Linked DNA regions of Mus musculus: region 2 is linked to region 1. A link is a loop called in an ENCODE intact Hi-C map of the cell type or tissue named here. Cell type or tissue: heart. All regions are shown on one strand.

The links. Peaks named below come from ENCODE experiments on the same cell type or tissue, not always from the same donor. Only the 100,000 strongest peaks of a DNase experiment are listed, where the experiment ranks them.
Region 2: a loop joins it to region 1, with 4 times the contacts of the local background. A loop is called at or near these places in 1 of 42 quality-filtered maps.

What each region holds. Positions count from the first base shown.
Region 1 is chr2:164,419,234-164,423,233 of GRCm38, reverse strand. No RefSeq gene overlaps it. Among named protein-coding and RNA genes, the nearest start is that of Matn4, 16 kb to the right of the region's middle. In heart, no CTCF peak of the experiment used is centred here; no DNase peak of the experiment used is centred here; H3K27ac peaks cover 423 bases.
Region 2 is chr2:164,495,559-164,499,558 of GRCm38, reverse strand. Pigt (phosphatidylinositol glycan anchor biosynthesis, class T) reads right to left here and starts at 2,034. Exons shown (of 12, transcript NM_133779.2): 1 at 1,802-2,034; 2 at 1,516-1,693. The coding sequence starts at 2,000. In heart, a CTCF peak has its summit at 64; a DNase peak (open chromatin) is centred at 2,078; H3K4me3 peaks cover 1,845 bases; H3K27ac peaks cover 1,084 bases.

The DNA.
Region 1 (4,000 bases):
AGAGTCTCATAAGCAGTAAAGGGCCTGTTGCCAAGGATCCCACCTGTCCTCAGCTTATCTTTGCAGAGTGGAGCCTCGATTTGTGGCCCGTTGACCTTGGTGACTTGGGTTTGGCACCATGTGGCCCCATGGGAAGAAGCAGCCAGAGGACTTAACTACACCAGCCAGGAACTTGGTGTTTCATGGTTGGGCCTGTTAGCACAGCTGCAGGAAACAGTCGTTAGAAATGGGACAAACTTCATCTGAAAGGTTAAAAGAACGTGTCCAAATCGATCGTTCACCAGTGGCGGAGGTAGGATTTGAATCCACATAGTGAGGGCCTATCAGAGGGTTTCCATTGCTCACAGTCCCTTCACTGTGGGGGTGGTCGGCCTTCACAGCACCTGGTCTCATATCTCTCTAGGGACCCTAAGTTCTGTTTCCTCGAGTCCCTTGGGTGAGTTTCTGGCTCTCGTAGTTCACCGCTTTTCCTGTAGCGTGAACTCTGAATGGGCTAGACCTGCTCAGTTTGCACAGCAGCCACCAGCCACCATGGCTCTTTAACATGTAAAAATGGAGTTGCTCAACAGCTACGTGTAGCTCATGGCTCCGGGATGGAGTGGGCACAGGATGTCCACCGTGTAAGGACTTTAATGATACCTGCATTTAGACTTCAGACGCCATCGGCTGTTGCCTTCCTTTCCCATAGTCTGCAGTGGGGAAGGCCAGAGGTTGACTGTGTGCCAAGTGGCACTTCTTTGGGTAAGATATTAGCGTCAAAAATGTTGGTTAGCTCTTCCTATGGAAACATTGTCCTTAAATTTAGGGCCTTACAATGACAAACATCTCTCATGGTTCCCATGTGTCACAAACACAGGAGCAGCAGAGGTGTCTCATGCAGTATTACACAGTCGTCATCCAGTTATGGGCTACGTTATAGACATCTGGAGGGCTGACTGGGCAGGAGGCTCTATTTCCAACTGAGAGAGTGCGTTCACAGGTCTGGAAACTTGGCTCTAGCTGTCTGGCAGGAGGTCTCAGTTGCTCACCTCACGGATTAACGTAGAAATGTGTGTCCTCGTGACGTGACCTGGCTTCCCAGAGTCAGTGATCCGAGAGAGCCAGGTAGAAGCTACAGGGCCTTTTAGGTTTTAGCTTTGGAAGCCACACACTTTCCCCTGCATAACATCAGTCAGTCAGGAATACAGGTCTGTCCTGTTGACTACCACAGAAAACAGCACAAAGGCAGGAATGTTAGGAGAGGCAAGGCTGACTGGAAGCTCTGCTAGTCATATTTCCTGACTGACCAAACATCTGAGAGAAAGGCATGGGGATATATTTTGACTTGAGGCAATCTGTCCTTATCTGACTCTGTGTTTCTGGGCCCTGGATGAAACAAAAACACGGCACAAAGGCGTGTTGGGGCAAAGTTACCTCATGGTATGCAGTAAGCAGGGAGAGACAAGGAATTGGGGACAAGCGTAACTAATTTTTAGGGCACACCTGTAGTAACCTCCTTTCTCAAACTAGGCCGCACCTCTCCCGTGCACCACCTCCGAAGGACGCTATATTATAGATCCATCAACGAAGGCATTAATCCAGTCATTTCCCCCGAACTCTTGGCAAGCAAGCCTCGGTGAGGTGGGCACTTCATATCCAAATCAAAATAGAAACCATCCCACAGGTTGTGACTGTACACTTTGTCACCTGTCAATCCGACACTGGGGTTGTCTGGCAGGCGAACACTGATGTCATTTCTGAGAAGTGAACAGGATTATTGTATTGATCCACTCTTACCCCATGATCTGCCAAACTCCAGAAACCTTTGGAGCACTGACCAAGGCCTTGTCTTAGTCAGGGCTTCTATTCCTGCACAAACATCATGACCAAGAAGCAAGTTGGGGAGGCAAGTTGGGGTTTATTCAGCTTACACTTTCCACATTGCTGTTGATCACCAAAGGAAGTCACTGGCACTCAATCAGGTCAGGAAGCAGGAGCTGATGCAGAGGCCATGGAGGGATGTTCCTTACTGGCTTGCTTCCCCTGGCTTGCTCAGCTTGCTTTCTTATAGAACCCAAGACTACCAGCCCAGGGATGGCACCACCCACAACAGGCCCTCCCACCCTTGACTAATTGAGAAAATGCCTTACAGCTGGATCTCATGGAGGCATTTCCTCAAGGGAGGCTCCTTTCTCTGTGATAACTCCAGCTTGTGTCAAGTTGACACAAAACTAGCCAGTACACTCCTCCACCAGACTGTTTATTACAGAGACATGGAAAAGCTTATGCACCAACCCAGAATTTCCTGTCAGTGTTCGCTATGATGCATTGAGGAAGATGGCCGTAGAGTTCTTCCCTCCTCTGGGACATACACACCTTTTATACCTCCCCCATCTTTCTCACTTTCTTAAGTATTTATTATTTTATGATTAAAACATTTTTTTGGGCTGGCAAGATGGCTCAGTGGTTAAGAGCACCAACTGCTCTTCCAAAGGTCCTGAGTTCAAATCCCAGCAACCACATGGTGGCTCACAGCCATCTGTAATGAAATCTGATGCCCTCTTCTGGAGTGTCTGAAGACAGCTACAGTGTACTTACATATAATATATAAATAAATCTTTTTAAAAAAATTTTTAAAAAATTTAAGATTTATTCAGACACACCAGAAGACGGCATCAGATCCCATTACAGATGGTTGTGAGCCACCATGTGGTTGCTGGGAATTGAACTCAGGATCTCTAGACGAGCAGTCAGTGCTTTTAACCACTGAGCCATCTCTCCAGCCCTAAAACATTTTTTTTTTTAATGTCATGCATTGGTGTTTTACCTACATGTATGTGTGCGTTCGGGGGTCAGATCCCAGGAACTGGAGGTACAGACACTTGTGAGCTGCCAGGTGGGTGCTGGGGACTGAACCTTGGTGCTCTAGAATAGCAGCCAGTGCTCTTGACTGCTAAGCCATCTATCTCCCCAGCCCCCTATTTTAGTGTGTGTGTGTGTGTGTGTGTGTGTGTGTGTGTGTGACTGTGAATGAGTATGCATGAGCATTAGTACCTCTGAAGGCCTGAGATATTATATTCCCCAGAATTGCAGAATTGGAGTTACTGAGCTATGTGAGGTAAGCACTGGCAAAGGAACCTGTGTCCTCTGAAAGAGCAGCTGGTGCTCTCTAACCCCTGAGCCATCCATCTCTCCAGGCCCCTCACTCTCTTCTCTTGATGTGGGTAGGATTAACATATTATGTAGGGTGCTGCTGGGTTTATAATAGGTTACATTACATAACACAGGTACAGGATTAAGCAGATGTGTTAATGGCCACAATTAGTTGATTCATGAGAAAAAGAAAGAAAGAAAGAAAGAAAGAAAGAAAGAAAGAAAGAAAGAAAGAAAGAAAGAAAGAATCCTTGTGGATCTGACTTAGTCAGTTGGCCTCAGCAAAGCAAGGTGCTGTGAGTTCAGTAGCTTCAAGAAATTAAATTTGCAAACAGTCATTTGAACCTAGAGCATGAGTCCTGGGAAACCCTAAGCAGACCAGTTAGGCTGCACTTGGACTCCTTGGAAACGGCAGACAATGTATATGTGTTGTTGTAACCTGATACTTTGTGGTGATTTGTTGTGTAACAGACACCAGCACAGAGAGGTCGTTTACCTCCTGTGGGCTATTGTTTTTCCTAGCTAATAGGAGAATATTCTCTACTTTAGAAGGTGTTTGAGTCGGCTAACCATGGTGGTACATGCCTTTGATCCTAGCACTGGAAAGGCAGAGGTGGGGGGCGGGGGGGGGGGAATCTCTTAAGTGTTCCTGGCCAGCCTGGGCTATGTAGTGAGATCCTGCCTCCACCTCCCCACCCATAAACAAACAAAAACTAAGAGCAGTGGCTGCAGCTAGCCCATAGGTCGTGTGGAAAGGTCTTCTACACTGATTATTTTATTCTTCATGCCTCTTTATGAAGCGGAACCTAAGGTGCGTAAATCTTAAGTAACCCGAGGCCACCGAACTCACCTAGCAGACACACATGGC
Region 2 (4,000 bases), 76 kb before region 1:
TGATGCTCAGGGATGCCCCTGCCTCGCCTTACCTCCTTAGCGCCCTCTCTGGGCATCTCAGCAGCCCTGCAGGTCTTTGTTCAAGTGTCCATCTTGCCTGGGAACACTCTGCTCATGGTTCTGTCGCCTTCAAAGTCCTGCTCTGGTCTTATCCAGAGAGGTCTTATCTGGTCTTACCCAAGGAGCCTTTTCTGCTCACCTCAAGCACGGTCTGTAGTGTTGTGCTTCTGAGAGTCCAAGACCCCACTTAAGCCCCTTCTAGGCGATGGCTAGGTGGCAGCAGCTCATCGCCCTAAGCACCTGCTACATCTGCTGTGCATAATACCAACCTACACAGCTTTCCAAAAACTTTAAAACTACTTGTTGATATTTACATGTCCTTCCTCATGCAAAAGTCTGATCTCTCTTGAAAGTGACAGTCAGAACTGTCATAAGGTTACAATCCATAGGAACTGAGTGGTGACTATTTCAGATCGTCACACAGACTCTTAACCCTAACCCTCCCTATCAGGGCTCTAAACCTGGTAATGTCTGCATTACTGATGTTGCAGGGTAGTTAAGAGGCAAATGAGACACCCTTAAATTCTCACTCCAGGGTTTCACCAATGCTTTAACTCCCTCTGTCATCGGTATTTTGTGGCCTATGCTGAGATAAGTTTGCAATCTCTGCATGGAAAAAATTCTACTCTAGGAAGATCACAGCAGCTACTGGGCGATTTTCTGTAGTTCACAGACAACAGCTAGAAACTTGATTATGCTTTAAAGTGAAACTCTTGCTTTATTTCACAAAGACCATCCTGTAGCCCACTGCTATCCCACAAATGTTTTGTTAGGCATGGGTATTGTTTGTTTTTTTTTAATACAAACAAATGTCTTAAAAACAAAAACAACACACCTAGTCTGCCAATTATCTGTGACCTTATATCCCAATAATAGGAACCAACCACCTACTCTTTGCCTCGAGAAATGCATGTAGTACCTCAGACTTGGAAGTTTTCAGGAGACGATGTTCACTCAATAATAATGTAATTTCTTCATGTTGTATGTGCATGCATACTGATGCAAATAGCTGTGAGGGCCAGAAATCAGCAACCAATGTCTCTTTTATTCCCTCTGTACTTTGTTTGTGTGTGTGTGTGTGTGTGTGTGTGTAGGGGGGTACTTCTGTCACTGATCTTGGAAGTCACTGATTCAGGCATACTGGCTTCCAGCAGTCCTGTTCCTCCTGTCTCCACCTCCTCAGTTATGGGCCTAGAAGCCGGCAGCAGCAACCCGACTTTTAATGTAGGTTCTGGAAAATGAAACTCAGGTCGTCAAGCTTGAGTAGCAAGCATTTTACTGACTGGGGCATCGCTCCAGCCCTGTAATATTAATCCTTACTTCCAAAATCAGTTTTAACTTGGTGTGACCGCTACCTACTGGAGTAGCAGATCCCAAGGCCAATGACAAGATGACAACACTTTGCCTGCCACACCCCCTCCATGGCCTGTGACAGGTGTCAAGTTAGGAACTCACTCGGTGACAGTGTCTTGGAACCAGACCCAGAGCTCTGCACCTGACGGAGCCTGCAGGAAGGGTGGCCCCCAGTATCGCGTCCTCCAAAAGCCTTGCGTGAACGACAGGTGGAGCTCCCGCAGGGAGTACTTGGAGATCAGCTGTCCCAGGGCTTTAGGGAAGAGCCTGTAATGGGACACTGAAGAAAGCAAGGCAGGTGAGCGGCGACCCAAGCCCCACCCCTGAGTAGCTCTCTTTAGGAACTGAGCAAGGTGCTGCAGACATTTTCCTGGGGTCCTGAACTCACCTCCTTCCCGCTGCAGATCCGAATCCCAACGCGTGCGGAACTGGAATGTGGCGGCCACGTCGCCGGAAGGCAGTGGAGTGATAACGAGCTCTTCTCGCAGGCTGTCGCGTGGGCCCTCCGCGCAGCCACAGCAGCCCCGTCCCACCAGCAACAGCACCAGTAACCGCAACGGCAAACCGAGCGGCATGGCAGCCGCCATACCTGCGGCCGCTTCCGCCTCCCAGCATCGCCCGCGCCCACCAAAGGCGGTCATCCAATAGGAAGCCGGATGAGAGAGGACTTCCGGCGCCGTCCCGGAAACCACTCCGAGGTTACCGGAGGGACACGGAGGTCCGTCAACAGATCGTGGATTTTGCCGACCTGGCCTGAAGGGGTGTGGGCGTGTGGCGGAGGAAGAGAGCTGGCTTGAGGGCCCGCGCACCTATAGGTGCTTTCACCAGCTAGGAAGTGCTCGATATGCAGTGTGGCCATCCCGGTACCAAGTGCTGCTATTACAGGCGTGAGGTAGAACCGTCCAGTGACTCTATTTACTTGGCTCAAAACCTAGCCCGCAACGGTGAGGGCAGAGCTGTCCTACCCCCTCCCTGTGGTCTTAATAAAAGAATATAATAAAATAAATAAGAGTGTATGGCAAAATTGAAAGAATTAGCAGCTATTAAACATGTTCCTCCAACCATGTAAATTAATTCCACCATTAACATGTTGCTATGGGTACACACCAACAAGCCCACTCATCTATTATAGCATTGATTCCATCACGGAGTAAATTTCACACATGGGTATTCTGCATTGTCAAAATTTAGTTTCGTTCAAAATTTTCTCATAAAATTACCTGGGTTTTAATTAATAAAATATTGTAACTCCAAATCTTACGGAGATATAGAATGTTCCTAAGAACTGGGGCTGGGGATGAAACTAACTCAGTGGCAGAGTGCCTAGTAGGCATGAGACCTTGGGTTCATACTCGACATAGCAATGTGTATTGGGAGGGAAGCCCTAAACTTAAAGTCCCACCTAAGGTCCCAGAAAATGGTCTAATGCCTCTTTCCTGTCAACATCTATCTCCAGAACACATTGTAGAGGCAACCAGTGTTCTTGTAATAGATTAATCTGTTCTAGGACTAAATGTAAATGACAGCATAGTATGAGGTTTTGTGTGTTCTTTCCTGAAAGGAATGATTTTGAAACCACATTGTGGTTTAGAGACAGAAACCATAGCTTCATGGGAGTTGGCTCTACATCCTTTCCTCATCTCTAGGGAAACAGTGCTGATTGGCCTCGTGTTCTCATGTGTATAAGGTTATTTACTGCTGTGCAGTGCTAACATTGTGTGGGTAAGCCAGTTTCTCCACTGGAGACACTCCATGGGCAAAGGAGTGCTTGGTAGTTTTGGTTATAGTAGGCAAGGATGATTATAGTCTGTACAAGTGGCTTTGCACACTTAGGTTATCATGTCCCTTGGGAGAATATTTAGGAGTAGGATGGCTGCAGCAAAGAGGAAGTGCAAGCAACTGTCAGACCTTTCTCCAAAGTCTGTCATTTTTCTATTAAAAACAGGAGAGTTTAAGGCCAGCCTGTTCTACATAGTGAGTTCTGGAACAGCCAACACTGTAGTGAGACTCTATCTCAAAACAAACGGACAAATTAAAAGCTCAAACATCAAGAGCTCTGGTTGTACTGCATCCTGGTTAAAATCTGGTGTTAGGTCTGGGACGCAGTGATGCACAGGATATCACTGTAGGGCTAATTTGCATTTCCTTAATAATGGTGTTGAGTACTGTTAATGTTCATTATCCATTCACTTATTGTTTCTTATGAACATTCTGCTATATATCTTCTGTACATCTTTTAAAAAAAACTTTATTATTGAGCTGTAGCTGTTTCCATATTAGGCTGATTTGGCTTTCCCACTTACCCTCCAGGAAGCACATTCATGAGTGAGTTTGTGGACAGGCTCTTGGTAAAGCACAGCTGTCTTTCTAGGAAGAGCCCAAACTTTGTAATTAGCGTGGTCTACCAAGAAAGATTCTAACAAGAAATGAATTGTTGAAAAGATGACTTCATTCCCCCAAATCCAGTGTTTCTGATTATATTAGACATACAGGAATAAGGGAGAGATTAGATGTCAGGTAAGGATTCGGGTCTCCACACTGGCCTTTAATATGTACAACTATGAGCAACCTGAGAGTTTCTTTCCGC